Regions from separate parts of the Homo sapiens genome. Here region 2 is linked to region 1. The links are chromatin contacts, found by Hi-C in ENCODE. All regions are on one chromosome and are shown on one strand. The core of a region is the stretch at or near the end of the contact, and the rest is flanking DNA. Distances in the headings are between cores, read along the strand shown.

The links. A loop is a pair of places that touch in the nucleus more often than their neighbours do. Pooled maps may share reads with other maps.
Region 2: a pooled map shows a loop between it and region 1 (2.9-fold over the local background). The contact joins the enhancer-like site here to the promoter of CERS4 in region 1. A Hi-C loop is called at or near these places in 2 of 50 pooled maps.

Annotation. Positions count from the first base shown.
Region 1 is chr19:8,206,856-8,212,298 of GRCh38, forward strand. CERS4 (ceramide synthase 4) reads left to right here and starts at 2,515. Exons shown (of 12, transcript NM_024552.3): 1 at 2,515-2,639; 2 at 3,851-4,007. RefSeq lists a silencer at 2,196-3,115.
Region 2 is chr19:13,169,679-13,175,121 of GRCh38, forward strand. No RefSeq gene overlaps it. Among named protein-coding and RNA genes, the nearest start is that of IER2, 22 kb to the left of the region's middle. RefSeq lists enhancers at 1-444, 445-945, 2,797-2,856, 2,897-2,946. Within about 2 kb of position 2,818, at least 34 of the 41 ENCODE cell types and tissues checked have a DNase peak (open chromatin) inside an H3K27ac peak, as active enhancers do.

The DNA.
Region 1 (5,443 bases), core at 1,265-3,764:
GGCTCAGGGAGAAGTATGTATGCATTTGAAAAGGGAAAGAGGCTGGGGCACAGTGGCTCTTGCCTGTAATCCCAGCACCTTGGAAAGCGGAGGCGGAAGGATCACTTGAGCCTAAGCGTTCCAGACCAGCCTGGGCAACATAGCAAGACCCCACCTCTACCAAAGTTTTTTTTTTTGTTTTTTTTAATTGAGACAGAGTCTTGCTCTGTCACCCAGGCTGGAGTGCAGCGGCACGATTTTGACTCACTGCAACCTCCGCCTCCTGGGTTCAAGTGATTCTCCTGCCTCAGACTCTCGAGTAGCTGGGATTACAGGTGCGCAACACCATGCCCAGCTAACTTTGGTATTTTTAGTAGAGAAGGGGTTTCGCCATATTGGCCAGGCTGGTCTCGAACTCCTGACCTCACGTGATCCACCTGCCTCGGCCTCCCAAAGTGCTGGGATTACAGGCATGAGCCACCACACCCTGCCTACCAAAGTTTTTTTATTTAAAACAAAAAAAAATTAGCCGGGCATGGTGGCAGGCATCTATAGTCCTAGCTCCTCTGGAGGCTGAGGTGAGAGGACTGCTTGAGCCCTGGAGTCCCAGGCTGCAATGAGCTGGGATCATGACATTCCATTCTAGCCTGGGCAACAGAGTGAGACTCCCATCTTTAACGAAATTTTTTTTGATAGAGTCTCACTCTGTTGTCCAGGCTGGAGTGCAGTGGCACGATCTCCACGCACTGCAACCTCTGCCTCCTGGGTTCACGTAATTCTACTCCAGGCTAATTTTTGTGTTTTTAGTAGAGATGGGATTTTGCCACGTTGGCCAGGCTGGTCTCAAACTCCTGACCTCAGGTGATCCACCCGCCTCAGCCTCCCAAAGTGCTGGGATTACAGGTGTGAGCCACCGCACCCAGCCTCTAACAGATTTTTTTAAAAAAAGAAAAGAGAAGGTCGGGCATGCTGGCTCACGCCTGTAATCCCAGCACTTTGGGAAGCCAAGGCTGGTGGATCACGAGGTCAGGAGTTTGAGATCAGTCTGGCCAACATTGTGAAACCCCCGTCTCTCCAAAAAAAAAAATATATATATATATAAATTAGCCGGGTGTTGTGGGCGCCTGTAATCCTAGCTACTCGGGAGGCTGAGGCAGGAGAATCGAATGAAACCAGGATGCAGAAGTTGCAGTGAGCCGAGATCATGCCATTGCAGTCCAGCCCGGGCCACAATGCAAGACTCCGTCTCAAAAAAAAAAAAAGAAAAAGAAAAAAGAAAAGAGAAACAGTGTAGCAGAGGGAAGGCCAAGTGCAAACGCCAGGAGTCTGAACTTGGAGGGACAGGTTCTTCCACACTTGCAACAGAGGTCTCCTGCCTCCCTGACCGCCCCGCCCCCCGCGCCCCTGTCTGTGTGAGGAAATCAAATCTCAGCTTGCCTAGGGCCCTGTGGCAGGGAGGCCCCAACTTCACCCCATGGGTCTTGGGTCTGCTGAGCTGAGTCAGAGAAAGGTTTATTATCCCCATTTTACAGAGGCTTATTGTCCAAAGGCGAAGCCACTTGCCCAGAGTACATGCGGTGGGCCAGCGACTATGAAAACCCCTGGGGCTGTCCTCTGTTCAGGGATCGCCCAGGCTCCCTGCCCCTGCGCGCTGCTGAGACTGGGTCATTTTCGGTTCTACCAGGCAAGCGGGGGACCCAGCCCCCACTGCTGCTGCCCTCAGCCAAAACCAGGGCTGCGCCACCACCCACCCGGCCTATCTCCCATCTTATCTCCCCAGCTCTGTCGCCTGACCCCTGCACCCCACCAAATCGCAGCCTTTGCCCGGTGCCCTCACCGCCTCGGTTGGCCCCCGCGCGCGCCTCGGGCGAACCCCTGGACTGGCCCTCCAACAGGGCCCCAGACTCGGGGTACCCAGGGTGGCCGCTGAGGCCTGGAGAAATCTGGGCCTCCCCTGTGCACCATCCAACTGCGCGCCCCAGAGGCTCAGGGCGCCCCGGGAGTGTGGGGGTGTGGACAGATGAGCAGAGCCAGAGCATCTCGGGCAGAAGAGGGGACCTGGGAGGGGGCCGGGGAGACAGACAGCGAACAGGGGTGAAGCCGGGGCCGGACGGAGCGCGCAGCGGACAATACTGGGTTCAAAGGGGAGAGATAAGGCGCAGACTAGAAACGCTAGGCTGGACCCGGGCCAGGCGCGCCGCGGGGCAGAGATGGGCGGAGCGGGAACGGGGGCGGGGGCGAGAATGGGGGGGCGGGGACGGGGGCGGGGATGGGGTGCGGGTGCGGGGTCGGGGGCCAGGGAGAGGCCTAGTTGCGTCGAGGGGGGCAAGCGCCTGGAGGACCCGGCGCCCGCTCCAGGCCCTGCCCCTCCAAGTCCCCCGCCCCGCGCCAGGCCCCGCCTCTCCAGGGCCCCAGCCCCGCGCCAGGCCCCACCGTTCCGGGGCGCGTGCCCCGCCCAGGCCCCGCCCCCACGGCCCCGCCCCGGGCTCCCCCCACTCAAGCCTTTTTTCCCCTGCTGGGGGCCGAGGCCCGGCCAGGAGCAGAGTCCGGCTGCCTGGGGCGGGCGGCGCGTGTCTGCAGCTGCTCCGGGTAGCCCGCTAGGCGCGCCGTCCCCAGCCCCGCCGCCGGCCCTCGGTGCGCCCGGCCGCCTGCACCCCCAGGTAAGCGAGCACCCCGCGCCGCGAACACCGCCCCGAACGCCACCCTCACGGCGGTCCCCGGCCCCGCCTCCGCGGCCATGGCGGCCCCAGCCCGGCCCCCACTCGCAGCTGGGCTCCAGCCCCCATCACCCCGCCGGGGACTGTCCCCCTCGGGGCTTCCCATCATGGCCGTCTCCCCGAGCTATCCGCGCTCCCCCACGAGGGCCGGGGCGCAACGGGTGCCCGAGGACGCGGCTGTGAAACGGGCTGGAGCGAGTAGGGGCGATCCTGGCCTCGTGACGCGGGGGAATCCGGATGTGTGAGCCGGGGGAGCGCCCCGTTTCCCCGACGTGCCAGGGCTGGGGACGCAGCTGGGGCCCTGGCCTCGGAGTCCGCAGCCCGGCCGCGTAGACGGCTTCTGAGAACCGCTTAAACACGTCATTCCAAGCCCGAGCTAACCCATCAGGCGGCCGGGGTGAGGTGGAGGTGCCCAGGCGGGGATAATGTCATTTGGCCTGGTTGGACCAGCCAGCGAGGGCTTTTTAGGCCCAGGGCCTAGCCGGGAGTGTGTGCGGAGCAGAAAAGAGGCCAGCCTGGCTGAAACGCGGAGAGGGAGGGTCTGAGGTGGAGAGAGGTTGGCCGGGGCCTGGGAAGCGGCGAGGAGAGTGTGGAACCCGTTCTCGGGGCGGTGGGGACCAGGGAGGCTTGGAACAGCAGGTGCATGGCGTGATCGGATTGTGTCTTAAGAACATCCCGTAGCCGCTGTGGGTAGGAGAGATGGGGATACTTGGAAGGGGGCTTCTGGCTTGACCTGGCTGGAAGGTGTGATAGGAAGTGGGTGAACTGAAAATTCGCTTTGGCAGAGTAACATCGTCTAATTCTGTCTGTTTGCAAGTGGAGCGTGGGGGACCGATGTTTCTCCTGGGTAGTTAGGAGTATATAGAAGAGGCTTTCATTGCTGGGTTGGGAGACTTGAGGAGAAGCTGCTCTGGGGGACACAGGAAGGTGGGCAGGGGGAGAGGCTGTTGTGGTTTGCAAAACCTACCAGATGGGGGAATGCTCCCATCGACTCCAGTCTGAGCTCAGGCAAGGTCTCAGGCATCTGAGCGCAGAGGCCAGGGTGACCCCACTGGGGCGACCTGGGTCTGTTATATGGGGATAGGGTTCCTGGACTGTGGAATTGTCTTTGAAGCCCTCGGCCTCCCCCAGCCTCAAATGGGTCTGCCTTCCAGGAGCAGCTGCTGTGAATAAACACAGAAGTGGAGCTGGGGGACTGATTAGAAGCCTCATTCAGTGCACCTGGGCCCCAGCAGGCCCAGCCAGGCGTGGAGGAAGAGGCATTGAGGACTTTCCTTACCTGTTTTTCCAGCTCACCCACTGCCAGCAGAGGTACTTTGAGCCTGGGGTGTGGGGGGTGGGGGGCGGCCTTGGTCGTTGAACTGGCTGTAGGGCCCCCAGGGAAAGGTTTCTGAGCTTCAGTTTACCCATCTGTAAAATGGGTCAGTAGTATCTGAGCCTGGGAGTGTTCATGGATCGATGAAAGCCGAGGCTAGGCAGATCTCGGTGGCAGCCACACCCCTAAGGAACCGGAGAGGGTTCTAACGCCCGGTGGGAGTTCAGGGGGATGTATGGGCTTCCATTTCTCCTCTGAGAAATTCACAACAGTGTCCACCTCCTGACCCAGGGCTGTCTGCAGGTTGAATAAAGCGGTTGACCCAGTGCGTGGCACAGAATGTCTTGGCTCAGGAGCCACTGGGATGCCTGTAGTTGGCAGCAGAAGTGGGCCCAGGTTCCCTCCTCCCACCCGTGGGATGGCACAGAAAGGCAGGTGCCTTGGGAGCTCGCTGCCCTGTCCCCTTCTCTGAGCACCACAAGCTTCTCCCTTTCCGACTGGCTGGGCTTGAGCCTGACCACCCCCCAGCCCTGTCCTGCCACTTTGAGTTGAGGGCCTCCGGGCTACTGACTTCACCACTTCCTGCTTCAGTTTCTCCACCTGTAAAATGGGATAATAGCAGTCATGACCTATAGGTAAAGAGCTGAACACAGTGCCTGGCTGGTTGTGAATACGTGCTAAACAGGCTATTAAAATATCACGAGAATATCACAGAGCTGGAGGCTATTAAAATATCACGGAGGGGCTGGGCGTGGTGGCTCACGCCTGTAATCCCAGCACTTTGGGAAGCTGAGGCAGGCAGATCACCTAAGGTCAGGAGTTCGAGAGCAGCCTGGCCAACATGGTGAAACCCCATCTCTACTAGAAATACAAAAATTAGCCGGGCGTGGTGGCATGTACCTGTAATCTCAGCTGCATGGGAGACTGAGGCAGGAGAATCTCTTGAACCTGGGAGGCAGAATTTGCAGTGAGCCGAGATCGCGCCACTGCACTCCAGCCTGGGCAACAAAGTGAGACTATCTCCAAAAAAAAAAAAAAAAAAAAAAATTCAGAGTCATGCCTGGGGTCAGGGGGAGTCCAGAGGAGTCACCTGACTCAGCCTAAGGAGGAGTCAGGGAAGGCCTCCTGGAGGAGGTGACAGTTGGCTGGGTCGCTAAGGGTAAGGAGGAGTTAACCAGGCCAAGAGACCAGTGGGCAAATTGCAGAGGAGAGAAACTGCCAGGGTGCTTGGATGAAACAACCACAAAGCCAGGGTTGTAAGATCCAGAAGAGGGGAGAGGAAGAAGGGCAGAGCCAGCCTGCCAGCCTTGAACAAGCATTTGGCATTATTTAGAGCTCAGGGAACAGACTGCAGGGGTCGAAGGCAGGAGCCTGGAGACCAGGATGGAAGGGACTGCACCAGGCCAGGGGAGTAATGGTGGGGCTGGACCAG
Region 2 (5,443 bases), core at 1,568-4,067, 5.0 Mb after region 1:
ATCACCATGCCTGGCTAATTTTTTAATTTTTTTTGCAGATATGGGGTCTTGCTATGTTGCTGAGGCTGGTCTCCAATTCCTGATTTCAAGTGAGCCTCCTGCCTCTGCCTCCCAAAGTACTGTGATGAGCTACTACGCCTGGTCATTGTCCCTCTTTCTCATGACTCTCTGGACATCCCTGGGGTGGAGGGTGGGGCAGGCACACACATCCCTCAACTTCCCAGTGGTTCCACGATGACTAAGCCAGCCCTGTCCCTGAGGCTGGGAGTCTGGAGCTAGGATCCACCCCCATGGCCTCATATCCCAACCTTGAGCCTGGGTTTCTGGTCAGACTGGACGGGCTAGCTCGGTCTCCTTAACTCTCAGAGTTGCCTTGTCCAGGCCCAGCGGGTCCCACACAGCCAGGCACACCCCACCCCACAGGGCTCCTGGGAAATTCTCTGCCCCACCCTCAGGCTGCCTCAGACAGACTGAGGTTACCTGTGATTGTCCCAGATAACCCGAGTGAGCCCATCCTCTGCTCTGGGTGGCTCCCTCCCTGGCAGCTGACCTGTAAATTTTGAAAAGATGGGGACAATGCTCAGCTAGGAGGGATGCTCCTGCTGTCTTCCCTGCTGGCCTGGCCACTCCCCAGACTGGACAGGTCCCTTGGCAGCTCTTCCCAGCAACCCAGGCAGCCCCAAGCCCCCTCTTGCTTGGTGTTCCAGGCCAGTGAGAATCTCACTTCTTCTCCAAAACTTTGTCTTCCAACTCCTGTTTTGTTGTGTTTTGTTTTTTTATTGAAACAGGGTCTCATTCTGTTACCCAGGCTGGAGCTCATGGCATGATCATAGCTCACTGCAGCCTCAAACTCCTAGGCTCAAGCAATTCTTCCCACCTCACCCTCCTGAGTAGCAGGGACTACAGATGTGGGCCACCATGGTCAGCTAATTTAAAAAGTTTTTTTCTTAGGCCAGGCATGGTGGCTCACGCCTGTAATCCCAGCACTTTGGGAGGCCGAGGCAGGTGGATAACAAGGTCAGGAGTTCGAGACCAGCCTGGCCAACCTGGTGAAACCCCTGTCTCTACTAAAAATACAAAAATTAGCCGGGCGTGGTGACAGGCACCTGTAGTCCCAGCTGCTTGGGAGGCTGAGGCAGAGAATTGCTTGAACCCGGGAGATGGAGGTTGCAGTGAGCTGAGAACACTCCACTGCACTTTAGCCTGGGCGACAGAGTGAGACTCTGTCTCAAGAAAAAAAAAATTATATATATATAAATTAGCCAGGCATGATGGTGAGTGCCTGTAATTCCAGCTCCTTGGGAGGCTGAGGTGGGAGAATCACTTGAACCTGGGAGGCAGAGATTGCAGTGAGCCAAGATTGCTCCACTGCACACCAGCCTAGGTAATAGAGTGAAACTCCATCTCAAAAAAGAATTTTTTTTTTTCAGAGATGGGGATCTCTCTGTGTTGCCCAGGCTGGCCTCAAGCAATCCTCCTGCCTCAGCCTCCCAAAGTGTTGGGATGACAGGCATGAGCCACTGCGCCCGGCCTGTGGTTTCTCCATGTGGGGCCAGATCACTCTTTGTGCAGGGAGCTACCCTGTGCATCTTTGATGTTGAGTAGTAGCCCTGGCCTCAACCCTGTGCCAATGAAAGATGTCTCCAGATGTTGCCAAATGTTGGGGTGGGGTGGGGCGCAGCCTTGCCGCCTGCTTCACCTGTTCTACCTGTCCATACTCATACCAACCTGCAAAGTAACTTAGACCGTGTGTTTTCTTTTTCTTTTTTTTTTTCTGAGATGAGGTCTTGCTTTCTCCCAGGCTAAAGTGCAGTGGCACGATCTCAGCTCACTACAACCTCTGCCTCCCAGGTTCAAGCGATTCTCCTGCCTCAGCCTCTCGAGTAGCTGGGATTACAGGCACCCGCCACCATGCGCAGCTAATTTTTTTATTTTGAGTAGAGATGGGATTTCACCATGTTGGCCAGGCTGGCGGCTCGAACTCCTGACCTGACCTCAGGTGATCCACCCGTCTCGGCCTCCCAAAGTGCTGGATTACAGGTGTGAGCCACCGTGCCCAGCTGGAGCATATGTGTTCTTTTTTTTTCTTTCTTTCTTTCTTTCTTTTTCTTTTTTTTTTTGAGACGGAGTCTTGCTCTGTCACCCAGGCTGGAGTACAGTGGCGCCATCTCGGCTCACTGCAAGCTCCGCCTCCTGGGTTCATGCCATTCTCCTGCCTCAGCCTCCCAAGTAGCTGGGACTACATACAGGTGCCCGCCACCACACCCGGCTAATTTTTTTGTATTTTTAGTAGAGACAGGGTTTCACCATGTTAGCCAGGATGGTCTCGATCTCTTGACCTCTAGATCTGCCCGCCTCGGCCTCCAAAAGTGCTGGGATTACAGGCATGAGCCACTGCGCCTGGCCAGGAGCATGTGTTTTCTCATCTTGGGCCTGGATCGAGTCCTTATGGTGGAGGTGATCTGCGGGTTCCAGAATCTTGGGAAGGGATTGGTGAGACCATAGCATGGCCCATTGCACCGTCCCTCTACCTGGAGTGAGGGGTGCCAGCCTCCCATTTCCTGGTGGGTGGGCTTGCTGGATGGCAGCCTGAGGTGGGTGGAGTCAGGCTGCCTTGTTCTATTTCCTGGTTCCCAGGGTTGGGTGGTGGCAATGGTGGCCCCGGAGCCAGAGGGCTTGGGGTACCCTGATCCTGCCTCCGGATTTACTGGGTGGGTGCTAGGGTGTGTGCTCCAAGACCGATGGCCCCTGTGGGCGTGGAGGAGAAACCAGAGACTCAAGCAGATCTCCCTGCCTGCCTTCTGCCCTCATGTCCCACTTCACCTTGGCTCTAGGCCAGGGGCTGCCAGAATGGTGACTCAGAGCGACTGAGAAGAGGAGAGAAACAGAATGGAGGTCCTTATCATCCTCCAATCTCCGCCATCCCAGCATCCCCATAAAGGTCAGGACCCTTGAGGCCACATGTCAAGACCATCCACACTGCCCTCTCCTGCTTCCTCCTCCTCTACCCGCCCTCTTTCAGTGGGATTTTTTTTTCCGGGTACCACGCTAGGGCAGGAAGGCAGAAGTGAGCATGGGGCGTGGAACGTCTCTGAGGTTGGAATATATTTAGGCCAGGAGAAGAGTGTGTGTGTGGTGCTGGCCAGGCCCTGGCGCCGGCTCGGCGGGCTTGAGGAGTGATGGTGGGGGGCCCTGAGCCAGTGTGGGGATGCTCCTGCCTTCTCCCTTTTTTTTTTTTTTTTTTTTTGGTTTTGAGATGTAGTCTCGCTCTGTTGCCCAGGCTGGAGTGCAGTGGTGCGGTCTTGGCTCACTGCAACCTCTGCCTCTTTGGTTCAAGTGATTCTCTTGCCTCAGCCTCTGGAGTAGCTGAGATTACAGGCATCTGCCACCACGCCCGGCTAATTTTTTCTATTTTTAGTAGAGATGAGGTTTCACCATGTTGGCCAGGCTGGTCTCCAACTCCTGACCTCATGATCCGCCTGCCTCGGCCTCCCAAAGTGCTGCGATTATAGGTGTGAGCCACCGTGCCTGGCCACCTTCTCCCTTTTAAAGACAGCCTGTCAGCTTTGGGGAGGAGGAGTGGGAATCACTAGGCCCCCACCAAGGCTGAGGCAGGCCCTGTGTGGGCCAGATACATTTAGCATCTTCAAAACAAACCAGCAAGACTAACATCAGGATCACTTACAGCTGTAAACACAAGGCCCAGAGAGGTTAAGTGGCTTTCCCAAGGCTGTTCAGGAAAGAGGTGATGATGGAAGGGTTCTCTTGCTGGCCCGGCTGGCTGCCACCATTCATGCACGCAGTGTTCATTCATGCAACACCTTTGTGGGTACAGCCTAGCCTGTGCCAGCCCCCAACAACGTGCGGGAGAACAAGAAGCCAACTGGACCCAGGTCGGCAAACCGCAGCCCATAGGTGGCATTCGTCTGTTGTCTCTGCACGGCCCTTGGGCTAAGAATGGTTTTTACATTTTTAAGTGGTTGAAAACAAAAGAATAAGAGTATTCCATGATACATAACAATTATATGAAATTGCAATTCCAGCCTTCATGAATTCAGGGTACACAGGTTACACCCATTTGAGTCCACATTGTCTGTGGTTGCCTTTTCGTGACTGTGGCAGAGTGGAGCTGTTTTGACAGAGACCCTGCAAAGCTAAACAACTTTCCTATTTGTCCCCTCCTCCCCTGTCCCCCTCACACTTTTTTTTGACAGAGTTTTGCTCTTGTTGCCCAGGCCGGAGTGCAACAGCGCAATCTTGGGTCACTGCAACCTCCACCTCGTTGGTTCAAGCGATTCTCCTGCCTCAGCCTCCTGAGTAGCTGAGATTACAGGCGCCTGCAACTATGCCCGGCTAATTTTTATATTTTAAGTAGAGACAGGATTTCACCATGTTGGCCAGGCTGGACCGGAACTCTGACCTGAGGTAATTCAGCCGCCTCGGCCTCCCAAAGTGCTAGGATTACAGGCGTGAGCCACCACACCTGGCTTTTTTTTTCTCTCTCTCTCTTTTTTGAGATGGTGTCTCACTCTGTCGCCCAGGCTGGAGTGCAGTGGCGTGATTTCGGCTCACTGCAACCTCTGCCTCCCGGGTTCAAGCGATTCTCCTGCCTCAGCCTCCTGCAACCTCTGCCTCCCGGGTTCAAGCGATTCTCCTGCCTCAGCCTCCTGAGTAGCTGGAATTACAGGCGCGTGCCACCATGTCTGGCTAATTTTTTGTATTTTTAGTAGAGACGAGGTTTCGCCATGTTGGTCAGGCTGGTCTGGAACTCCTGACCTCAAGTGATCAGCCCGTTTTGGCTTCCCAAAGTGCTGGAATTACAGGCCAGAGCCACCACGCCTGGCCATGCCCGGCTAATTTTTTTGTTTGTTTGTTTGAGGTAGAGTTTCACTCTTGTTGCCCAGGCTGGAGTGCAGTGGCATGATCTCGGCTCACTGCAACCTCCACCTCCCAGGTTCAAGTGATTCTCCTGCCTCAGTCTCCCTAGTAGCTGGGATTACAGGCGTCCGCCACCACGCCCGGCTAATTTTTTTGTATTTTTAGTAGAGACGGGGGTTCACTATATTGGCCAGGCTGGTCGGCAACTCCTGACCACAGGTGATCCACCCGCCTCAGCCTCCCAAAGTGCTGGGATTACAGGCGTGAGCCACCTTGCCCAGCCGGAGCATGTGTTTTCTTTCCTTTTTTTTTTTTTTTAAGAGACGGAGTCTTGCTCTGTCACCCAGGCTGGAGTGCGGTGGTGGGATCTCGGCTCACTGCAACCTCTGCCTCCTGGGTTCAAGCAATTCTCCTCCCTCAGCCTTGTGAGTAGCTGGGATTACAGACGTGCACCACTATGCCCGGCTAATTTTTTTTGTTTTTTGTATTTTAGTAGATACGGGGTTTCACCGTATTGCCCAGGGTAGTCTTGAACTCCTGAACTCAGGCAATCCTCCCGCCTCAG